2 separate regions of the Homo sapiens genome follow, and region 1 is linked to region 2. A link is an interaction called in ENCODE POLR2A ChIA-PET data of the cell type or tissue named here. Cell type or tissue: PC-9. All regions are shown on one strand. Links, peaks and the distances in the headings refer to the core of each region. The heading gives the core; the rest is flanking DNA.

Region 1 (9,551 bases), core at 523-8,522, 150 kb after region 2:
CAGTTACTCGAGAGGCTGAGGCAGGAGAATCACTTGAACCCACAGGGCAGAGGTTGCAGTAAGCTGAGATCAGGTCACTGATCTCCAGCCTAGGTGAAAAAGCGAAACTCAGTCTCAAAAAAAAAAAAACCTCTACCCTTTATTATTGCTTGCATACTTTGTAAAAGAATTTTTTCCAACCACTAGCCTCAATTATTTCTAAACTATTTTTAAACATTTATTAGATATATGGATTTGGCATATATAAGGAGTCTAGTTAGGCTTAAAACTATCTAAGGAACTACCAACTATCTAACATTTAAATAATAGAACAAAGAAGCCGGGTGCGGTGGCTCACACCTGTAATCCCAACACTTTAGGAGGCTGAGGCAGGCGGATCACGAGGTCAGGATATCGAGACCCTCCTGGCTAACACGGTGAAACTCCGTCTCTACTAAAAATACAAAAAATTAGCCGGGCGTGGTGGCGGGCGCCTGTAATCTCAGCTATTTGGGAGGCTGAGGCAGGAGAATGGCGTGAACGCGGGAGGCGGAGCTTGCAGTGAGCCGAGATCGCGCCATTGCCCTCCATCCTGGGTGACAGAGCGAGACTCCGTCTCAAAAAAAAAAAAAGAAAAAAGGCGGGCGGATCACGAGGTCAAAAGATCAAGACCATCCTGGCTAACATGGTGAAACCCTGTCTCTACTAAGCATAGAAAAATTAGTGGGGCGCAGTGGCCCACGCCTTAGTCCCAGCTACTCAGGAGGCTGAGGCAGGAGAATCACTTGGACCCGGGAGGCAGAGGTTGCAGTGAGCTGAAATCGCGCCACTGCACTCCAGCCTGGAGACAGAACGAGACTCCGTCTCAAAATAAATAAATAAATAAATAAATAAATAACGCATAATAGCTTCTATTTGGGGGTGGCAGGTAAACTATGGCATGTCAGGTCCCATCGGCATTTTCCGCCAATGATAGGGAGGCATGTTTTATGCCCCTGTCTTTCTGTTGATGAGAAAGGAGCAAGTGAAGAACTCCTTGGGTCTTAAGGAACAAGGACTAGAAACCCCACAATATTAGTGTTTCTGTTTTTTGTAATGATCTGTCACCTCCTGTTTGTTTTCAAAACCCATGAGATTTTAACTCTGCATGTGTGTGTACATGTGTGTTTCTTCCCTGTTCATATTGCCTCCCTATCCATCAGAGAATATCTTAAATGCCACTGGGATACTTGATGCCATCCCCTCCATTTGTGGGTTTGTGGGCTAGTCCAGCAACAGGCTTTGGAGAAGTTACTCGCTACTTTATTATAACATACTTAAACTCAATAGCAATTCAGGCCTTACTGGGTATTTACCTAATTTATTGTGGCAATGCGGTATTTAGACCACTGATTAAGTGAAGTTTGTCAGTATAGTTAAAAGAAATTAGAGACACTATCATTGCTAAATCACTTTACAATTCAAAGAAGAATTGTAAACATATGAATCCATTTAATTATAATAGTGCCAATTATAAGAGAAATTGTAACGCTGGGAACAGTGGCTTTTATGTAATCATAATAATGGCATGTATTTATCTTGGTTTGGCAAGTTAGGCCTTTCTTTAATACTTGGCTTTGCCTAAATAGAATGTGGTTTGCTGAAACCCACAATAACCCCCACACCCTCCAATTTGTTATTGCAGAAAATACTGAACAATAATCATGCGGTATGAATGATTAATGTATGCATGGGTTAGTAAGTATATTTGAGGTTTAAAAAGTGTTTTTATTTACATTCTTCTGTTGGCTGAAGGTATAAAACAAATAAATATAAATCCACATGTTAAATATTCTCATCCCTTTCCATACAGATACTTGCAGTGTGAATACAATCATAGCTTTAATTCATTGTTTCTGTGCTTTTTTGGTTTACTCAACACGTGTCTTTTAAATATATTTCAACTGTAGTATTTGATAGTAATCCATTTTTTAATTTACTAAGTACTTTGAATATAGCTTCCCCAAAACATAGAAATAATCAATTTAATAATATCTGAAGATTGGCAAACTTCATTTATAATGTTGTGTTCAAATAATACTATCAGAATAACAGTTGTTTGAAGAGTGTATGTATAAAAATTACATTCTCTATTTAATAAGATTACTATTATTATTGAGGAAGAGGTGCTATCTAGTGGTATAAACAAAATTATTATGGAATTGAAACATTTCTACACTTTGGTGTCAGGGTTTTCATTTATTTCTGTTTCCTGCTTCCAGAAAGATAATTTGCAGCAGTTTCACACTGTGTATTAGTAGATGTGGAAGGAAATCCTACTTTGCTGAGAAAAGAAGGAAGGAATTTAAGTTTAAAAGGGATCTGACAAAAACTTATTTAAAAATTTTTATTTTAAGAATAAATAGACCTTCCATAGACACTTAGCATTTATTGTAAAAGCTGTATTTTATAGAGAACAGTAGAAATCCAAATCGTTGATAGTTTTGCAAGACATAGCCAAAAAGTGAAGATAAATGGTGGATTTTAAAAATTGGCATCCTGAAAGAGTTAATATTTTTATTAGTTGAAATTTGATATAAAATTGTGGGCAACCCATGACATGGTTTGGAGTACTTGATTATTCTTTTCTCAATAAATAAGAGTGGCGTACAGTTAATTTCAGCACTGTAATTGAGCAATGCATTCTGGGAAGTTAAAAAGCACTGTAAGATGAGGAAATGTTTTAGGGACTAATCATGAGAAGAAAGGAGCCTTTCATAGCCCGTATGATGCTGTTGTCAGAGCTAAAGGCAGATAATGATTCGGTAATAATGGCACATTGTGAATATTTAAGCTGAAAAGATTTGGGCAAAATGAACAGACATTGTTGGTTTGTTAAAACTGAGCGTTTGGTCTTTGGGCTTCAAAAGCACTCTGAACTCTGTACAACATTTTTGTTCACAAATTTTCTCTAAAACAAGATACTTTTAAAATAAGTTATGTTAAACACTATCACTATATGAAGTTTTAAAGTGATCTACGTGTTTTAAGTTTTACTGTAGAAATGGATAGTGTGGGCTCTTTGTTATGGAGAAGTTTAAAAAGTTTTACGGTTTTCTTACACATATTTTAAATTTAGTTGGCAGAAGCAACACCTTTAAAGAATATTCTCATAGCAATGATGTAAAATATTAAATCTAAGTCCAAGAGTATCCAGTTGCAAAGAAAGTCAAGTAATTTGCATTATGTTTCTAAGGTTTCCGTTATACCGTTTAGAGTCTTGCAGTTGGGTTTCTATGTACCTTGCCTTTTCTCCTCATTAGCATATTTTCAACCTGTTTGTTTTCATTCTTGAATCATCTGTTACATGCAGATGTATTCAGCTCTAGTTTCCCATTTTGGGGTGAATGTTACCAGGAGTTTAAAGGTTGAGTCCTTATAGTCTTTCTTTAACTTAGGAAAAGAAGAGAATTGAGCCCTGAGAGCTGAGAGGTATAGTTTCAAACTTACTAACTTTAATGATGGGTATTTAGAGTCAGTACCACATCTGGTAAAAAGCTAGATTCTGTTTTGCTAAAGTATAGGTAAAACACTGTTATGCTGAAATAATGCTTTATAGAACTTTAAAAATGTGATTCAATTAGAATACTCCTTTAGAGTAGGTTTTAAGACAGAATTCAACCTTCATATATGTAAGATATGTATATCTCCAGTGAGCTCTCATTTATTATATATATGCTACAGTGACATAAATAATTCCAAGTCTGGTATTTCCTTTATAAATATACTTTTCATGTGCAGTTTTATACAAAGACTGAAATGAAACAGATTTCTGAGGCTATACAAATGTTTTTTCTTGAGGAAGAAATGATTACTTATTAAAATGGCTTCACAATTTAAACCAAAATAACTTTTTTTTGTTTCTGCTCTGAAATTTTTTTGAAGGGAAAAAATGTTGCCGAATGTTTACACTAACATTCATTTTTACCCATATGCTTTAAATCTGTGTATTTGTTTAACCAAATATTGTTTATTTTTAGAACTGTTTAATCTTTCTTTTTAACTGGAATTTTTTAACAGCAGTTCTTTGAAAATTAAATTGAATAAAATTTCACTATTTAAAGAACATTTTCTTTAGGAGTTTTAACCAAGAAGTAAATCATTTATTACCATTAGGTGAGACTACTCTTTGGCCAGGAAATAGAGACCAGAAGCAAAAATAAAATAGAGCAAATGTTTACCAGGAAAATGTGTTGTAATCCAAGCATATTCTTGTGTCATTTTTTTAAAAAAAGTAGCTTTAATGAAAGGTGTCACATGCAGCTATGAGTAGAAGAACCTTTCCCTGTACTTTGCAAGGAGACAAAATATGGATTTTGATGGACCTGTACAAACTTACAGTTTTTCAGGTTTCATAAAGGGAATTGAGAATATAAAATGAGACTACTTGGAAACTCCACAAATTTTAACTTATTTTTAGAATATAAGATAAACATTTCAAATTATATTTTAAAAATTTTATGATCACTTGTTGACTTTCTCTGAGATTCCACGATTCCAGAATTGTTTTTTTGTAAATATTTTGTCTGAATGTGGAATTCTCATTTGATAATAAACAGTAATTTTATTTAGAATGATAGCTATCCTCCACCTCTTCTCTGTATTTCTATTTATTAAAATTTACATTTTCTAATTGGACAACTCTGTGACCAAAATCTAGATCATTAGGGTGCTAAATTCTATTAACAAATACTTTGAGGTTTTCTGAGGATATCAACTAAAACTTCATCTCAGAAACCTTCTAGAAAAATTAAATTTTGTTTTAAATAATTAAAACCCATATTCAGAAACCAGCCTGTTTGAAAACTGACCTCTCTATTTACATATTACCAGAGGGTTCTTGCCTAATATGAAGAAAAAAGCTTGTGTTAGAGTTGGGTTTTATTTGGAGGTGGGGAGGACTTTTAATGCTGATAAGATAGAATTTTACTTATTGAGATACATACAGTAAGGTCAGTTAGACACTGTGTTTAAAATAGGGAAATTATTACTTAGTTTTTAATATTAGTTTAATATTTAAAAATTAGTTTTAAAAATATATTTAAAATTAGTTTATTGTCTTGAACTTAACTTTTCAATTTAATTTTAAACAAGTTTACTTAAGTCTAACTTTTAAAAGCTCAAGTTAATATTAGCCAAAATATACTTCTTAATGCTTATCTCTTATGCTCCATAGAAAAAAGTGTGCTTTTTTGGTGAATTAAGATTTAAATATGTATGCATACTGTTGTCTCTCTTGGAGAGAGTCATGACGCACATTAATATATTAGAGGGTCTGAGAACTTTGTTTAAACTAGCAGTAGCCAAATTTATTTGTCAGTGGAATCCTTTTTTCATGCAACCCCCATTAACCTCCCAAAACACACTTTGAGAAATTATGCCCTTAGCCTTTTCTCTGCTTTTGAGTGAAGAAACTTATTCTGATTCAGTCCTGTTGGTGTAAAAATCATCTTCCTGCTGACCCTTCTGTTTATCTGAAGCCCTTAAAAATTAATAACGCTCTAGTCTCCATTTGGTACCAAGTGCCTGGTGGTGGGGGACTCTGTCTCAGAAGCAGTGATACTTGATTCAGTTGTCTCACCTCCTCTACTCATCTATCCAGTCCATTGCAATTTACTCTAAGTACTTCAAACTGTGTCCTTGGAAGACAGAGTTGCCTGGAGCTATTCCAAGTTGGCAAAGGGATGTTCTAATAAAGCTCTTAAGTGGTACTACTTGCTGATCAAGAGCAGAGGATAAGGGTGTTGAAAATGTGATGCTGCAAAGGTCATTTCATGAGGCACTAAAGTCCATTTTTAAAAGGTCTCCACTCCTTTCACCCCATAATTTTGAGTATTGGAAAGATTTACTAATGAAGCTCTTTGCTGTGTTATCCCTGCCAAGAAACAGACTTTAAAAATATATTATTTTCCAGATTCATGACATAGGAATCTATTGAACCCTTCCACCTTAAGTTTGCTCCATTCCTCAAAATGTGTTTCTATCACTTATATATTTTGTTTTTTGTTTTTTTAAAAAACAAAAAAAAAAGTCTGTGAGAAGGAAATTGATTTGAAGGTTTTAGCCTAAAACACAGTAAATACTCAATGTAAAGCCATTACATGAGTTTTTATGTCCATAGTACTTTTTTTTTTTTGAGACTGAGTCTCGCTTTGTTGCCAGGCTGGAGTGCAGTGGCCCAATCTCAGCTCACTGCAACCTCTGCCTCCCGGGTTCAAGTGATTCTCCTGCCTCAGCCTCCTGAGTAGCTGGGACTACAGGTGCATGCCACCATGCCCAGCTAATTTTTGTATTTTTAGTAGAGACGGGGTTTCACCATGTTGGCCAGGATGGTCTTGATCTCTTGACTTTGTGATCCGCCTGCCTCGGCCTCCCAAAGTGCTGGCATTACAGCTGTGAGCCATCGCGCCCAGCTCGTACTTTTTTTTTTTTTTTTTTTGCATGTGAAAGAGATGGAGCAACTATAGCAGGAAATTTTATTTTGTATCACCAAAAGGAAGTTTGCTTGTTCGTATCTACGATTGACATCTTCAGTACTTGCTGAATAAGCACAAATGATTCCTTTTCTATCGCAATATATATGTTTGCATCTACCTAAGAGATTTTAGATTTGTGAGTGTATGGAGCCCTCATTAGTATGAGAGATTAATTTATTTCAGTGTTTGAGCTGTTACTGAGCTTAAAATCTTAAAAAACACACACAATACAACACCAGCTCTGTAATCTTTTTACCGAGTAGACTATAATAATTCCAGAAGATTTAACATAGTTTATTAGATGAATGGCTTGCAACTTTAAGGGACCATAAACTTATATTTAAAAATTATCATAAGTAAAACAGGATTCTGACAGTAATGCATGTAATCTAATTCACTAATGTATCAGTTGTGAATACTTTTTAGATATCCAGTAAACTAAAATGAAACAGTGGACATACAACAAACATGTGTAACAGAAGAAAACCCAACTTTAGAAGAAAGTAGTATTTGTGTAATATTTAATGTGGTACGATAGTAGTAGCATTACAAGATTAGTGATCAGCTGGGGTTATTAAACCAAAGTTTGCCTCATGCTGTCGACGTTAAGCAGCCACTTGGTAAAGCCTGGGAAGTAACATGTGCCTCAACAGTTAGCACTTAAAGACTGTGTTTTAACGAGTCTCCAGATATGTATTTACATGATAGACCATACTAACACCTTTTAGTGTTATCTGTCAATCAAGATTTCATAATATTCCTTTACAAAATGTATCTGCTGTCCACATCCATTATCCTACTCTACTTACTTTGTATTTTTATGTATTTATTAGGAATTCATAGTCACCTGACCTCTTGGCAGCCATCCCTAAACTTCACATTAACCCTGCTTCTCAGGGATTGCAGGGGTCATTTTAACCCCCATGAACCTGAAAGGTCCAAATAATTCAGTCCAAAGATGGTTGAAAAGGGATCTGCAAAGTCTCCTCCCACAAAGAAATGCTTTATTTCATGCATTTGGCAACCAACCCCTCCCATCTTTTTATTTTTATTTTTATTTTTGGTAAAGGGATTTTACATCAGACAGATATTATTAAAAAATTTTATTTAACACTCAGACACATTTTATTCTAAAACGAATGCTTGCTCAAGAGTCTAAGAAGGCTTCATGGGAAGAGCAAAGCAATCTAAGCCATATGTATTGGGCAGGTTGCCAGTTGTTTGCCAATATGCCCAAGCCACCTGGCTGTGCATTCAGCCAAGTATGCCATTCCGACCAGCCAGCTTTAACCTCCCGGCTGCTTTTCAGCACTTAGGAAACTCCAAAGGCCTGGGAGCTGCACTTCATTTCTCCCATGCCAATAGTTTTCACTTATACAAACTGCACAGCTACACTGACCGGTAACTCTCAAACGCCCATTTTGAATGAGCTCTCCTTTTGTTTAAAGCACCATTCACTGGTGTTGAACCAGTGCCATAAGATGAGTCTGGAGATAGCAGACTGAAACCTTTACCCATATGCCATAGACAGACACTTTGACTGACAAGCAGCATTTTTTTCCCAAGCCTGTAGCGACAGGGTTTTGTGATTCTGGTTTGCTGAGATTTGGATTGGCTTTATTTGCCGCTGGTTTCAATTTTATTTTGGGTGGTTCTAACTTTTAAATGTTTGGAAACGTTTGTTCATTTGATTTTCCCTTTTTGTTTAGTTTAGAAATTGGTTGAGCTGTTTCATAATTTATCAAGCTTGATTTCATAATCTTTGGCAATCTAGGTCAGGAATCATGCAGAACAGGCACGATTTGATGATGGGATCTTGAAGACTGATTCGTTCTTTTTAAAAGTCACGATAGAGAAAGCTTTACTCCTGAAAGGCGGTATTCTTTCTTTCATCAGGGCGTAAAAATTATATAATGCCTTGTTTCCCTTTTTGCCTTGGCTCCCAAGAAACTCAGAGATAAGTTTAATTCTTAACCTTGGTGAATATTTCAGCCTAAGTTTTTGCCCCCACTACTTCTCTAACCCCTGCAGTTTTTGTTCATGTTTTTCTTCTTTTATGGACTTAAATGTGTATGTGTGCTAATTTACTATATGTTTATGAACCATCTCAAATTATTTTTGGAAGGTAGATGAAGTAACCAGTAAGTAAATAAAACTTCAGATTAGAAACTTTAGTCTATTCCTAATTAAAATCTTTAAGTGGCCTTGTCTGGTATCATAAGCAGGTGTTTCAGATTCATTATCTCAGGTTTTAAATGAGGAAAGCTGTGAATATTTAAGCCTAGAAGTTTCATTATTATAAATTTTTGTGCTAGCCTTTGGACTGACCAATTTATTATTTTCTATCACTATTGTGGTCTGTACATTCTCAAGTTGATGCCATTTCCCTCTTCCCGGCTCAATGACCACTATCTCTCAGATCTTGAAGATCTGTTTTGGCTTGGTTCCAATTTAATCAGTCTGAATGGATCCTATTGAGTAACTTGACTCATTCACCCTGCTAAAGAGAGTCTGAATACACTATTTCTGAAGGTTTTTTTAAACCTATTATAATGTTCTTTTTTATTAGAATTGTCAGTCATTTCAGGAAAAACATGTGATCTGTATGTAAGTGTGTTTTGAGAGTCCATTTTTCATCCCATTAATAAGACCCATTCGAATTGTAGCATTTTGGCCAAAGTCCTGTGACACACTCAACAAAGCCGTGAGCAAGGTGGAGTTGCACCAGCTCACAAGATGGATAGACAGAGCTGGGGGAAGTGTCCCAGCGGGTTTTTGCAGTCTGTCAGAGGAGCTGCAGCTGTAACCACCCATCTGTGCATCCTTGGCTTGGACTGGGCTTCAGTATTGAACACTTACCCTGAAGAAAGATGTTCAAAGAAATGGATGGTGTGGCTCAAATAATAATGGCCAAAATGTGACAGGGTTAATGTTGGAAGAGAAAAACTATTATGTTCCAGAAACTATGAGATTTAGCTTTTTGGCATTTCTAAAATTTTAAAATTTCTGCAGTATTCAATTCATTCATTCATTTTGTTTTTTTCTGGACCTGGTAGA
Region 2 (9,551 bases), core at 595-8,594:
AAAATACTTAAGGCCGGGTGTGGTGGCTCACGCCTGTAATCCCAGCACTTTGGGAGGCTGAGGCTGATGGATCACGAGTTCAGGAGATCGAGACCATCCTGGCTAACACGGTGAAACCCTGTCTCTACTAAAAATGCAAAAAATTAGACGGGCGTGGTGGCAGGCGCCTGTAGTCCCAGCTACTCGGGAGGCTGAGGCAGGAGAATGGCGTGAACCCAGGAGGTGGAGCTTGCAGTGAGCCGAGATCGCGCCACTGCACTCCAGCCTGGGAGACAGAGTGAGACTCCGTCTCAAAAAAAAAAAAAAAAAATATATATATATATATATATATATATATACACACACACACACACATCTATATATATTTATATATTTAAAATACAAGAGGCTGAGTTTGAGGTTATAGTGAGCTACGATTGAACAACTGCACTCTAACCTGGACAACAGAGAACCTGTCTCAAACAAAAAAAAAAGTAAAAATAGTAAATGTTATGTTATATATATTTACACACACACACACACACACACACACACAGTCATTTTCCACCAGTACAGGGTCAGACTGCCTTATCTCCTATTCTGACCCACAAAGGCTATGACTGAACCACTGCACTCCAACCTGAACAACACAGAACCCATCTCAAATTTTAAAAAAAGTAAAAATGGTAAATGTTATGTTATATATATTTTTTCACACACAAAGATTGTCATTTTCCACCAGTACAGTGTCAGACTTTACCTTATCTCCTATTCTGACCCACAATACATTTTTTTTTTCGGTAATGATTTCAGTTGCCCTGAAGTCCTGGTTCTTAGGCTATTAACAGAGCTTTGAGGCAAGATACCCACTTACTGTTACTTGTATCAAACAGCAATAACCCAATTCTACAACTTCCTTTGTTAGAGCTCCCTTTGCTGACCCCATTTTGAGTCACCTTACGCAAGAAAGACGTCAGGACAGGCCAGAGAGCCAAAGGAAAGAGATTGGAAGAGTCTGAAGCCATAGCGTCCACACCAACTGGATTGTCCAGTTTCTGCTTCCTTCCCCTCTGTACTATTTTTGGGAGGTGTAATGTGATCTTAGGAATATTAGAGTAAGTATGAAAAACCATAGGGGCGGAGGGGTCAATGCCAACTAGTTCTGTCCCTTCTTTGCTGCTGAATTCTAGGCCTTTCCATTAGCCCATAGCACTCAAGCTACAGCTGAGTCATTTGAGTCATTTGAGAATATTCATTGAGAATAGTCATTTGAGAAGATTCCCATCCTTCCCACTCCCTCTGTCCTTATGTTGGCTGGACTCTCATCCAGGGCTGGAGTAAATGGTTCAGTGCATCACAGTCAAGACTGTTTTCTTCATGACAACCCAGGTCTGTGTGGCAGTGGTGAAGGTGGTAGTGGGAGGTTACATGGTAAATTTTCTCAGACCTCAGAACATCTCTGTTGCTTTCGAATAAACTTTCTTGAATTTTGTGGGTTTTCTTGTTTTTTTTTTTTTTTTTTTTTTTTTGCGGGGGGGGGGTTTTGTAGACAGGGTTTTGCTCTCCCACCCATGCTGGTATGCAGTGGCAGAATCACGGCTCACTTCACCCTGGACCTCCTGGGCTCATTCTCAGCCTTCCTTGTAGCCGGGACCACAGGTGCAAGCCACCAGGCCCAGCTAATTTCTTCATTTATTTTCAAGACAAGGTCTTGCTCTGTCATCCAGGCTGGGGATCGGTGCAATCACCGATCATTGCAGCCTTGACCTCCTGGGCTCAGGTGATTCTTCCCACCTCAGCTTCCCAAGTAGCTGGGACTACAAACACATGCCACCATACCTGGCTAATTTTTTGTATTTTTTGTAAAGACAAGGTTTCGCCACGTTGCCCAGGTTGGTCTCAAACTCTTGGGTTCAAGTGATCCTCTCACCTCAGCCTCTCAAAATGTTGTGATTATAGTGAGTCACCTTCCCTGGCCTTGAATTTTATAATCACATGGACATTGTGTATTTCATAAATTTTAGTTTTTCCTCTTTAAATTATTAGGAAACTCAAAGTCAAATTTTAAGTCAATGCTAGCAAAGTAAATGGAATCTTATTGCATATGTTTTGAATCTTACTCTCAATTTCACCTCATTTTTATCTTGATAGACTTTGTGTATGTATGTGTACACACCTCTACTCCAAAACCTATAAAATACAGGCAGGATAAATATGACTAGCTAAAAATTCAAATTATTTGTTATATATAGTCCTCTATTAACAACTGTTGGTGGTAGAGGTATTGAGGGAATAGAAACTTACATATTTTGAACAGTTTTACATTCATGATTTTATTGAATCCTCACCAAGCCACATGAGGTAAGCAGGGCTGACAATATTTACATTTTACAGTGGGCGGGAGATGGGTAGGATGTCAGGGAAATTAAACTGTCCCAAGGTCACCAAGAGTAAAGAATAGGAAAGCATATTAAGCCCACAACTCAAAAATTCAATTCACAGCCTGGCACAGAGGCTCATGCCTGTAATCCCAGCACTTTGGGAGGCCGAGGCAGGAGGATTGCTTGAGCCCAGGAGTTCAAGACCAGCCTGGGCAACATAATGAAACCCTGACTTTACAAAAAACACAAAAATTAGCCAGCTGTGGTGCCGCGGGCCTGCAGTCCCAGCTGCTTGGGAAGCTGAGGCAGGGGGCTTGCTTGAGCCAGGGAGGTTGAGCCTGCAGTGAGCCATGTTGGTGCCACCACACACCAGCCTGGGTGAGAGAGAGAGACCCTGTCTCTAAATAACTACATAAAATTCAAGTCACTACTCTCTATGTTACAGTTCTAGACTGTTTCTCTCACTCCTGCCTCATTTGTTTTTCCTGAAAAATTATCCTTTATCTGTCTAAACATGTTTGGGTAAATCTTCAAGTGCTAGCCTGGATTTTATAGCCACTTTTTCAGTTTAGACAATTACCCATTTTCTTTCTTCTATCAGATCTACCAGCAGTATGTCTTCACTTTCTCAGACCTCTTTTCTATGTTGATACCAGAGACAGTTATTCACGCCTTTCCCATTCCTGCAGAATATCCTTTGCATGAAGTAATGAAACTGGCACTGGACTGGGGATGAATTCTTTACCAACTGTGTGGCCATGAGCTTGATACTTCACTGTGCTACTTTCAGTTTTATCATCTGTAAAATGTGGTGGTTGGAGACTTCTGAGTTCCCTTTCAGCTTTCTGCTTCTGTGAATTGTAAACTCATACTTTGCTACCTTTTATTTATTTATTTATTTATTTATTTGAGATAGAGTCTCGCTCTGTCGCCCAGGCTGGAGTGCAGTGGCGTGATCTCTGCTCACTGCAACCTCCGCTTCCAGGATTCAAGCGACTCTTGTACCTCAGCCTCCGGAGTAGCTGGGATTACAGGTGCCTGCCACCACACCCAGCTAATTTTTGTATTTTTAGTAGAGATGCGGTTTTGCCATGTTGGCCAGGCTGGTTTCAAACACCTGACCTCAAGTGATCCACCTGCCTTGGCTTCCCAAAGTGCTGGGATCACAGGAGTCTCCACCACACCCAGCCTCGGCCTTTACTTTAGTCAAGATTTTTTCTGCTGGTCATCTCAGCAGCTCAGTTGAATATCATTTTTCAATTGGACATCATTTTTGGTCTTCTGCAGTTTATTGTGGTGTGTCGAAGATAAGAAGGATGCGACCATATGCTTACCTTTGATTATGATTACAGCCAGCTAACCATCAACATTGTATTTTAAAAAACTGAATCCTGAAGCCTTTCCTAAGGCAGATACAATGGCGAGAGCTTTGGGGAGCAATTCTAAATGAATTAAATATTCTATTTAACTACTCATTAAGAGAATGACTTTGAGTAACAAACTCCCCATAGTTTTCTGAGCCTTAGTTTCTTCATTTTTGTGATGGGAATGACAAAGTCTAAGCCACTTATGCAGTAGGAAGGTTAAAGGTGATGACCTGTGTGGAAGGCCTGTGAAAGGCAAATTCAATGCCCTGCTAGTTATACTGACAATTCCACCCTTGTGATAATGCCCTGTCTTGCATTAGCCATACTCCTGACCTTGTTTTCTATCAGAACGCAAGTCTAGAAAAAGTAACCATTGTTCCTGTCATTTACATATTAATTCACCAAACATTTACTGAAGATCTACTGTGGCACTTTGCTTATAAGCTTTCAAGGATGAATAAAATAACTGCATTTTCAAGAAGCCCATAGCTCAGTGGACAGACACACAAATAAATAACTGATGTAGAATGTGAAGAGAGCGGTCTTAGATGAGTGTAAGATGTTAGAGAACACAGAGGAGATTGACCAATTCCGCCTATGGGAGTTGGGAAACAACATTAAATTGGTCCTTGAGAAAATGGGTGAAACAGGGAGACAACTTCAGGGTCTTCTGGGCAAAAAGAATCATACAAACAAGGAAAAAGAGGGATGAACATGTATGGTATATTTGGGAGGTGATAAAAAGGGAAAACTCAGTCATTTTTTGTGGCTAGGATGAGGAGGCAGCCGAGAGAGACTGAGCAGGAGGGGAGTCTGGAAAAGTAGGCTGATAAAAAAATTAGATATATTATATACCAAATTGGAGAAAGGCCATGAGATTTCAGAGAGAAAACAATTCAAATATACCATGAGATTGTTTTGTAATCTTGATTATTAGTTATAGAGAAGATTAGGCTGCTGTATCGGAGACCTGAAAACACTGTAGCTTAAAAAAAACACAACTACGGTAGCCTAAATATAATCTATGCTGGAGAAGCGGCTCTGCTCCAGGAGGTTATTTAGGAACGCAGGTTCCTTTCATCCCGTAGCTCTTTTGTCTCCCAGGGAATTGTCCGGGTCTTTGTAGTTGAAGTTGGTATTTCAGTATCATTGCTGTCTTTGGAAAGGGCCACAAGTTCAGGACAAATCTATCTTTCTTTCTTTCTTTTCTTTCTTTTCTCTCTTTCTTTCTTTCTTTCCTTTCTCTCTCTCTCTTTCTCTCTTTCCTTTCTTTCTCTTTCTTCTCTCTCTCCCCTTGCTGCTCCCCACCACCTTTCTCCCTTCCTTCCTTTCCTTCCTTTTCCTTTTCTCCTTCCCTCCTTCACTCATTTCTTTCTCCTCTTTATCTTCTTTCTCCTCTTTCTCTCTTTCTTTCTTTCCTTTTTTTTTTTTTTTGTGACAGGATCTCACTCTTATTGCCCAGGCTGGAATGCAGTAGTGTGATCATAGCTCACTGCAGCCTCAATCTCCAGGGCTCAAGCAATCTCCTGCCTCAGCCTCCTGAGTATCAGGGACTACAGATGTGTGGCATCATGCCCAGCTAAATTTTTTATTTTTATTTTTTGCAGAGACAAAGTCTATCTATGTTGCCCAGACTTGTCTTGAACTCCTGTGGCTCAAGTGATCCTCCTGCCTTGGCCTTTGAAAAGGCTGGGGTTATAGGCATGAGCCACTATGCCTGGCCCAGGACAAATTTCTTTTAAGCAAGTGTCATGAAGTTGCAGCCAACAATTCTGCTCACAGAACTTAATCATGTGTCATATTTAGTTGCAAGGAAGGCTAGGAAATATTAACTTTATTTTTATTTTATTAGGATTTTATTTTAATAGGATTGGTTCTCAAACATGGTAGGGAGGGATCAAACTCTCTTGAGGAACTTTTTTTTTTTTTTTTTTTTTTTTGAGCTGGAGTCTCGCTCCTTTGCTCAGGCGGGAGTGCAATGGCATGATCTCAGCTCACTGCACCTCCGCCTCCCAGGTTCAAGCGATTCTACTGCCTCAGCCTCCTGAGTAGCTGGGACTACAGATGTGTGCCACCAAACCCAGAGAATGTTTGTATTGTTAGTGGAGATGGGGTTTCACCATGTTGGCCAGGCTGATCCCGAACACCTGGCCTCAAGCGAGCTGCCTGCTTTGGCCTCCCAAAGTGCTGGGATTACAGGTGTGAGCCACTGTGCTCAGCCTAATATTGACTTTAAATAGCTCATCTGTGTATCTAAGAATAGAGAAAGAACAGATTTGGGAGTGGGGAGGCAATAGTCTGCCACAACTTGCTTATTTGGGAACCTCATCAATTCCTAGATTAATTTCGCTTGTAGTGTTTATCATTTATATTGCAATGTGTGTCCTTTGAATGCCTGTGTTGATTACTTTGTCTAAAAAGTGATTTGAATGATCTAGGATTTATACAGGCAAATCAAGAAAATGTGAAATATATCTCTGTGTGTCAACATTCAACTTCGTTCACAAATTAAAACTTAAGTTGATTATTAGAAAAATATTGCAATTTTGAATTATGTTTCTAATTCTGTAAAACTCTAACATTCTAGTTTCCATATCAATGTCTTGCAAGAGGATTAAGTTTTTATTTGGGTCAACAAAGCAAAATTCCTGGAAGAGCCTACTATTTTCAAGGCATAAAGCCAACCTACACAGAAACATGAGGCTCTCAATGGGGTTAGCAACCCAAATTCACCCTACTAGATTTGCACCTGATTTCCAGTGGCATGGTGGAGCCAAGGTTACTGGAATGCAAATTCACAAAGGTGGGAAGAATTGATGTAGTGTAAACGTTTAAGCCATGTGAACTACTATTACTGGTATTATTTTAATATTATTTAATATTAGGTTTAAGGATATTAGAAGCAGCAATTTGTGGAGTAAGTAGAGCCTATTTCACTAACAGATCTTATTATACATCTTCTGGCTATTTGAATTTTGAGAAGAGTCTGGGAAAAATTTACTCCTAAATTGCCTCTGTTGATCAAAGTCCCCGAAAACCAGTATCAGCGGAGGGTCTTCCTTGTTTCCTTACCTCTCTTTCATGCTCTACTCCTTCTTCCCTTTCTCTCTTTTTCTCATTCATTCCAGCGGTGCCATAGCTCAGGACTGCATCTTTTCTCATATCTTTCTAACCACTCTCTTTGCCTCCACTACTAGAATGATATTTCTAATTTGTAAATCTTATTTTGTATATCTCTTGGTTAAATACAGCCCCTCCAGTGAAGGTTCAAAGGGTTCACAATGCTCTCCACCACCTTGGCTCTGCCTGCCTTTCTAAGGTCATCTCTAGTTACAGTAATACTGTCCAGTGCCGCCTAAGGACGTTTCAGTCAATGAGAGACCACAGATACAATGGTGGTCCTATAAGATTATATAATACTGTATTTTTATTGTACCTTTTCTATGTTTAGATATAGGAATGCTTACCATTGTGTTACAGTAGCCTATAATATTCAGTAGAGTAACCTGCTGTACAGAGCTGAGCCTAGGAGCAATAAGCTATACCACATAGCCTAGGTGTGTATAAGGTTATACCATCTAGGTTTCTGCAAGTATACTCTACGATGTTCTTACAACGACTAAATCGCCTAACAACGTATTTCTCAGAATGTATCCCTGTCATGAAGTGACACATGACTATACAAGCTAATCCTAACTAGACAACTAGCCACAATTGAATACATCCCCATTCTTTGGCCTGTTGCATACACTGACATCATTGCGTTTTCCTGGAGAGGAATGCCCTGCCCCTCACCTGTCTACCTGACTAATGCATATTTCTGTCCCAACACAAATGTCTCTTTTTTAGGCCTTAATGACTGTCTCTGCCTTAATGACCCAGACAAAATGAATCATTCTATCACCACTGCCCATTTTATACATATATATGTGTGTATATATATATATATATATATGTTGGACATAACGCTTATTACATTACACTATTAGTTAGCTTTATGTCTTATCTACCCCATTGCACTGAAAGCTTGTTAGAGGCAGGGATAATGTCTCATTCTTTGCTGTATCCCTAGCTCTTAGCACCTTCAATGAGCCTATATTGAGCACACATAATGTACTAGTTAATTTACATATGTTATCTATCTCCCATTTTCCAGATCAGAAATCTAAAGCTTGCAGAGGTTTTGCCTGAAAAAAAAAAAAATACACATGGTAGAACCAACATTAAAACCTAAGTTGAGGCCAGGCTTGGTGGTTCACACCTGTAATCCCAGCACTTTGGGAGGCCGAGGTGGGCGGATCACAAGGTCAGGAGATTGAGACCATCCTGCCCAACATGGTGAAACCCGGTCTCTATTAAAAATACAAAAATTAGCCAGGCATGGTGGCGGGTGCCTGTAGTCCCAACTACTGAGGAGGCTGAGGCAGGAGAATCACTTGAACCCAGGAGGCAGAGGTTGCAGTGAGCCGAGATCGCAGCACTGCACTCCAGCCTGGGCAACAAGAGCAAAAACTCTGTCCAAAAAAAAAAACCTAAGTTGGACTCTGAAGCCAATGCTATGTTGTCAATGCTATGTTGTTGTTGACTAGATGGAGATATAAAAGGTCACTTTGGAAATGGTGCCAACCTACCATATCAAACTGAGTTAATGCACTACAGACAATGCACACAAAATTCACTGTTACCACCTACTTACAAGGCCTGGCCTGCTTAGCATCAGAGATTATTCAGACCATAGTATCTACAGAGCAATGCAGTACAGGTTGACACCTCTTCTGCATCTCAACGGTTCTTACCTTTTGACAAAACCTTCCACTCTCACAATAGGTTGATGTCTTGTTTTACAGGTGTTATGTAACCATCTCAAGGTCACACAGTCTAGTACCAGCTAAACCAGGCCCAAAACTTTTTTTTTTGGTTACTTAAAAAAATTGTTATTATTATTATTATTGTATTTTTAGTAGAGACGGGGTTTCACCATGTTGGCCAGGCTGGTCTCGAGATCCTGACCTGGTGATCCACCTGCCTCGGCCTCCCAAAGTATTATTTTTTATTTAAACTGAAGCCGCTACATCACATCAAGTGTATTTCTAGGTGAGAGTAGTACACCAAGTGGAAATGGATGCTCAGTGGAGGAGGCTAGGATTAAATGCCACAGGCTTGCTACAGCCAAGAGCATATCTGCATCTATGAGGGGCAGACCAGAACAGCAAAGCTAATGCCAAGGCCAGCCACAGTACGGCTACATCAGTCGACTAGTTGTAGAGAGCAAGACCGAAGCAAAAAATGTGATTCAACATAAAATATGAGGTTTCTCTAACCTCCAATTTAACTATGCAAGGTCCTGTTATTAATTAATTAGGTACCTTCACCAAGGACAGTTAAGAAAATCAGACAACTGCCAGGTTGCTTCCTATTACTCTTGACTTCTTACTGGATACTTTTAATCAAGCCAGGTAAGCACACGTTTTCCTCTAAGTTATTCAGCAAAATGTCCTATGCTCCTTAACTGACTCAAAGCAAACACAATTTTTTTTTTTTGAGACAGAGTCTCGCTCTGTCACCAGGCTGGAGTGCAGTGGTGTGATCTTGGCTCACTGCAACCTCCGCCTGCTGGGTTCAAGCGATTCTCGTGCCTCAGCCTCCCAAGTAACTGGGATTACAGGCACGCGCCACCACACCCGGCTAATTTTTGTAATTTTGGTAGAGACGGGGTTTCACCATGTTGGGCAGGATGGTCTCGATCTCCTGACCTTGTGATCCGCCCACCTCGGCCTCCCAAAGTGTTGGGATTACAGGCGTGAGCGACCGTGCCCAGCCAGCA

What was found. ChIA-PET counts read pairs that join two places held together with the same protein. Peaks named below come from ENCODE experiments on the same cell type or tissue, not always from the same donor. Only the 100,000 strongest peaks of a DNase experiment are listed, where the experiment ranks them.
Region 1: POLR2A ChIA-PET joins it to region 2 with 14 read pairs; 9 of 35 experiments call an interaction of 5 or more read pairs at or near these places.

The regions. Positions count from the first base shown.
Region 1 is chr1:61,219,116-61,228,666 of GRCh38, forward strand. All of the region lies in intron 2 of NFIA (nuclear factor I A), which reads left to right. Among named protein-coding and RNA genes, the nearest start is that of NFIA-AS1, 30 kb to the right of the region's middle. In PC-9, for the core only: no CTCF peak of the experiment used is centred there; no DNase peak of the experiment used is centred there; H3K27ac peaks cover 564 bases.
Region 2 is chr1:61,066,595-61,076,145 of GRCh38, forward strand. No RefSeq gene overlaps it. Among named protein-coding and RNA genes, the nearest start is that of NFIA, 11 kb to the right of the region's middle. In PC-9, for the core only: no CTCF peak of the experiment used is centred there; a DNase peak (open chromatin) is centred at 1,027; H3K4me3 peaks cover 756 bases; H3K27ac peaks cover 1,594 bases.